2 separate regions of the Mus musculus genome follow, and region 2 is linked to region 1. A link is a loop called in an ENCODE intact Hi-C map of the cell type or tissue named here. Cell type or tissue: left cerebral cortex. All regions are shown on one strand.

Region 1 (2,500 bases):
GCTTAATGTTCTGACATGGGGGAGGGGCATATATTTTTAATTTAGATCCTTCCAGAAGGTATAGAAAAATAAAGTACAAACACAAATCACTTGACAATTTTATGATTCAAACCAACAAATGGAAAACAGACAGTTTTGAGTGTTGCTAACACAGTCAGGCATTTCATGCCAACCCAGTCATCCATCCCATTTCTTGGACCTATTTCTAGAGGCGACCAAACGTGCGTCTGAAGATAGAATCACTTCGTTTTACAGCAAAGTATCCGAGAGGAACATGGGCGAGAGAATGGTGGAAAACCGCTGTTTCCTAAACAGCACTTAGGGGCTCATTAACACTCAAAAGTGAGGTTCCCGAGAGACATGAGTGACATCCAAGGTGCTACCTGTGACCGAGGGAAAGGACATGGGTGTCTCATCTTCGGGTACAGGGAGCTGGTCTTCTGGAAAGACACTGTCTTAGACACCAAGTAGAGGAGTCAAACGGAAGACGTTAACATTCACTTCATTCTTGCTTGATAAGAACATGAGATTCCGGAATAGGCCATCCAGAGAACAGTGAACAAAGTCTCCAGTGAACAGGGCTGAGGTGGGGTTTAGCAGTTCATTTACAGTTGAGGAAAACTATTTTTGTCCTTTGGCCGAAAAAACACACGAAGGGAGGGAACTTAAAACCCCAGACTGCTCGACTCTCCCCGTATTTTCTGCTTGAAGCTGGATAAAAAGCCTAAGCTTTGGGCTGAAACTCTGTTTATATAACGACCACAGCTGCTCCCCAAAATAGCTGCTGCTGGATGCAAGAATTATGGCATTTTGTTGCTAAACACCCGAGTCCATTTTCTATAGAACTCCACTGCATTTTCCCCCTCGCTTTTGCTGCCTTGGGTCTGACAGGAGATGAAGAATCTGCGGACAGCTTTGAAAGCCAAGGCTCATTTCGGCAAGAACGAATTTAGCTTCCTGTTTTAGTCTGTGTGGCAGACAATTTCCAGACAATTGGGAGCATCTTAACTGTCTCTCTTGTAACTATTCCATCTTCCAAGGTGGCAGGCAGTGTGGCTGATCGTGAGACCCTTGAAATTCACAACCCTCTGAGAAAAACACAGCATTCGTGTGTGTGTGTGTGTGTGTGTGTGTGTGTGTGTGTGTGTGTGTGTAGGACAAGCTCAATCCAGGACTGCTGGCGTGGCATTTAATAGGGTGCCCTCCCCTGAAAGTAACAAAGAGAACCCTCATCAAAGCTATCAAACACGATTAAAAAAATACAAAAGTTATTTTTTCTCCTTTTGATTGCTATTTACTTGTGACAATATTTGTTAAAAATATTACTTCTGTCTTTGAGAAGAGATCATTCTCTTCATATAGTATGGAAAAATAAACTCTACTGAACACACAGTCAACACTCCCCACCACCAGGGGCTTTTGGCTTTCACTTCTCCAAGTAACATCACCAGCGTGGATGTCCTATGTTTTCTAGTAGGCAGACATTTTTTTTTTTTTTTTTAACCCACACTACCAGAGCTGGAAACAGAAACGAATGAAGGGGCAAGGCTCACATAACACATCGAAGGGGGAACTCAGAAAACAGCGTGTTCTGATAAGTTAACAGAGTGAAAGGTTGACAGTGGTTTCCAGCCCTCCTAAGAAGTCACGGGGTTGTCGCCTCATCTCCTCTGACCACTCACAGCCCTTCCAAACCATGTTCGATGTCTCCAGAAGGGTGGGGAGCCATTTAGGCCAATCATCAGTGTCCCTGTGAAGGAGGACTTAGCTTCCACACCTAGGGTCATCTTTAACTGAACTGGATGAATGGGAGAAGACAAGGATACAGAAAAACAGCAAAATGTTTATTTTCTTAGAAAAAAAAGTGAGGAGGGAGGGGTTGAAAATGATTGTGGTCACGTGGTCACACTTCCATTTGCATCTGAGCAAAAGCCAATGCTACAAGCTTAATCCTGCACTAAGAGTCCTAGTAAGCGGAACAACCTACTGCTCACTTGTTCCTTTGTCACTTCCGGGAGTCAGGTTAGGTTACAACAGGCTTTCAATCAATTGTGGCTCTTTCAAGCAGAGAAACTAGGCTCACCGTGGCCACCATCCCATGTCCAAAGCCCCACGTTACCAGTGAGAAGCAAGGCTCAGGCCATCTCTGGACCACTCGAAAGAGATGGATAAGGAGAATAGAAGGGAGGGGATGCTTGACATCAAAGCAGAACCAGGCTAGAACTGACATCTGTATCAGAGTTCACCTCTACCCAATCGCCGAGGATACAGGCTAGAGAGCATCCTGAAACCAATAACATCTTTAAAGTGAACTGCAGAATTTTGCTGCATACTTGGACACGAGAGAAGTGAAAAGTTGCAACAAGTTTTAACTAGCAGCAACAAAGAAAGTTCCAGAACAGTTTTTTTTTTTGTTGTTGTTGTTTTTGTTCTTGTGTGTGTGTGTTTGTGTTTAGCAATATTCCTCTGCAGGTTCATTAAGAAACACTGTAATTTAATG
Region 2 (2,500 bases), 200 kb after region 1:
CCCAACACAATACTAAAAAATGCCTCCAGCCTGGACATGGTACAAGGTGTGAACCATCTTCATCCTCAGTACCACATGTCAATCAGTCACACAGCACCCCTGAATGGGGATGCTCTTCATCGCATCTGTGACTCCTTGAGACATTTAAGTCTCTCCTTTTGAGAGAGAGAGAACACAAGAGCCTCAGGTGTTATCCTCAAAAACTTTGTCCACCTCCTTTAAGATAGGATCTCATTAAAACAGTTTGTACAGTGCCCTATCACTGTCCAAGAGATCCATACAAAATGATTAAGGGAGGTAGGCTGGGGAAGAGGTAACAAGAAAACAAAATTGTCAGTTTTTTTTTTTTTCAACTTGGAGTGGAAACTTTTAACCCTGAAAAAGGAAGAAGCTAAGAAGAAGCTGGGATCCTTCTAGAATGAACTTCTCCCTGCTGAAGGATGTGGATTCTCTCTACCAACCACACAGTCAGTGGAGGGAGGGCAAGTGGGGTCTATGTTCCAAATTTGATGGGGTGTAAAGAGAGTTTATATTCCAAGTGAGCTGCAAGCTAAAGGCCAGAGGCACCTCAGCCCTCTTGAGACATCCTCCCATCTAAGGGGTCCAGAGCACTTGTGTTTCTGTGCTTGAAACCTAGCTCGCACAGTACCACCCACTAGAACGCTGAGCGCCTGATCTCGGAAGTACTAGTGCCAGCATTTAATGGCTTTAAATGTGCCGGGCTGTTCCATCCCAGGGACCCTTCCTACTTGTTAAGTAGGGGGACAAAAACAGATGATGGAGTCCAGATGAATTTCCAAATCCCATCAATTGGATTGCTAAAAACACTGCACATACTCAGTTAACCATATAACTCTGCTCCATAAGTACAAAGGTGGGGGTGGGGGTGTAGAAACCCCCAAACTCTGCATCTTGGACTTAACAGACCCTTCTTAAATATCACCTAATCTTCCTTCCCCCCCCCCCATCGGAACTGAAGTAGTCCAGGCCCACCCATGTTTGCTTCCTCCTGGTACATCCCAGTTCCACCAAACTCAAAGGTTATTCTCATTAGGTAGAATGTGAACAGCATCGCCTTGAATTGGAAGGTGTTTCTTATAACCGTTTGTGTAATGAGCTTGTCAGCTCCTCACACGTCTAAAAGAGAAATTAAAAAAAAAAAAAAGTTCAGGGGATCTGTGGCCAAGCGGCCCCCTCCCAATGTCTGAGTCAGAGGAGCTTCACAGAGGAGCTTCACTGAGGTTCTGGTTGGTCAGGGTGTATCACTTTCAGAGCTGCAGAGCAACTGAACTTATGGCTGTCTTCCAGCCACACAGAGCATAAGCTCTATTTTAAAACACTCTTCCGAACTCACAGGCGATGAAGGTATCTCCTAGGTTGTCAGCTTCCGACTGGAAACAAATCACTTCCCTCTCAAACTGTGCTTGCTCCCTCAAGATTACTGCGTGTTTGGGTGTGTATATTTTTATCTTGGGCCAAGCAACTCCACAGGCAAAGATAGGCACCCCCCAAATGTTATCAACATGCCTGAGCCATTCAGAGCCTTCGCAAGAGGAATGAATGGGCGATGAAAGCTCTTCGGCCTAAGGACTTCTCCCACACACACATGACAGAGGGGTATAAAAAATATCTCTCTCTGGAGGGAGGGGGCAGGGCGGATGATAGGGAAGGACATTAAGCAGCAAAGGCAGCCCAGCCGCCGCGGCACTTCTCGAACTGCCTGCAGAGGTGGAAAGGAATCTGCTCATGTAATACAACCAAGCACCCTCCGGCTGCCGCGCAAGGGCACGAATAATAAATACACCCAGGAAGACAAGCAGATGTACAGAAAACAAGCCACCCCAAAAAGGTCAAAACTTCAGAAATCTCGGGGATCATATCCCCCACACAAACGCATCCATCAGTGGGAACGAGGGAAGGGACTTGGAGACTTAGCCAAAGATTCTAAATTTGGGTGTCTTTTTTTTTCCTTCCCAGCTCCTGCTTGCAAAGTAACAGTGGCTACAGGCAAAGCTAGAGAAGAGCAGGAAGGCTGAGGGCGGCGCGGGGTGCGGGTGGGAAGGGAGGGGTGTCTCACACCAGCCACCCAGGCCTCGATGTGACGAAAGTCGTCAGCAGCCCTAACCGCATCCCAACCCCTCCACCCTGCAAGCAGACGCCCCCCTCCAACTCCCCCAGCCTGGCTCCGGTCCCTTGCAGCGAGCAGCCCCAGCAGCCCCGCAGCGGCAGCCCCAGCCAGAGAAGAGCGCCGGCAGCACCGGGATCGCGGCTCCCATCCCTTCGGCAGACACCCCGCAGGCCTCCCTCCTCGCCCACCCGGGATGCCCAGCGCGCCGGAGGTGGCCCCCGCTTACCTTGGGCGCTCGCGGGGGGGGGCTGAAGGTGGCAAGCCCCCCGCCCCCCGCCCCTGGCCTCCTCGCCTCTTCTCTTCCTCCCTCCTCCACGTCCTCCTCTTCCTCCTCCCTACAGTGTGGCCGGGGCTCCCCCTCCTCCCCGCCGC

Evidence for each region. A loop is a pair of places that touch in the nucleus more often than their neighbours do. Peaks named below come from ENCODE experiments on the same cell type or tissue, not always from the same donor. Only the 100,000 strongest peaks of a DNase experiment are listed, where the experiment ranks them.
Region 2: a loop joins it to region 1, with 5 times the contacts of the local background. A loop is called at or near these places in 1 of 42 quality-filtered maps.

The regions. Positions count from the first base shown.
Region 1 is chr1:151,890,762-151,893,261 of GRCm38, forward strand. 1700025G04Rik (RIKEN cDNA 1700025G04 gene) reads right to left here. Exons shown (of 6, transcript NM_197990.3): 6 at 1-2,500. Among named protein-coding and RNA genes, the nearest start is that of Edem3, 140 kb to the left of the region's middle. In left cerebral cortex, a CTCF peak has its summit at 1,423; DNase peaks (open chromatin) are centred at 267, 501 and 820; H3K27ac peaks cover 376 bases.
Region 2 is chr1:152,087,578-152,090,077 of GRCm38, forward strand. 1700025G04Rik (RIKEN cDNA 1700025G04 gene) reads right to left here. Exons shown (of 6, transcript NM_197990.3): 1 at 2,355-2,500. Among named protein-coding and RNA genes, the nearest start is that of 1700025G04Rik, 1.5 kb to the right of the region's middle. In left cerebral cortex, no CTCF peak of the experiment used is centred here; DNase peaks (open chromatin) are centred at 1,557 and 2,073; H3K4me3 peaks cover 2,106 bases; H3K27ac peaks cover 1,371 bases.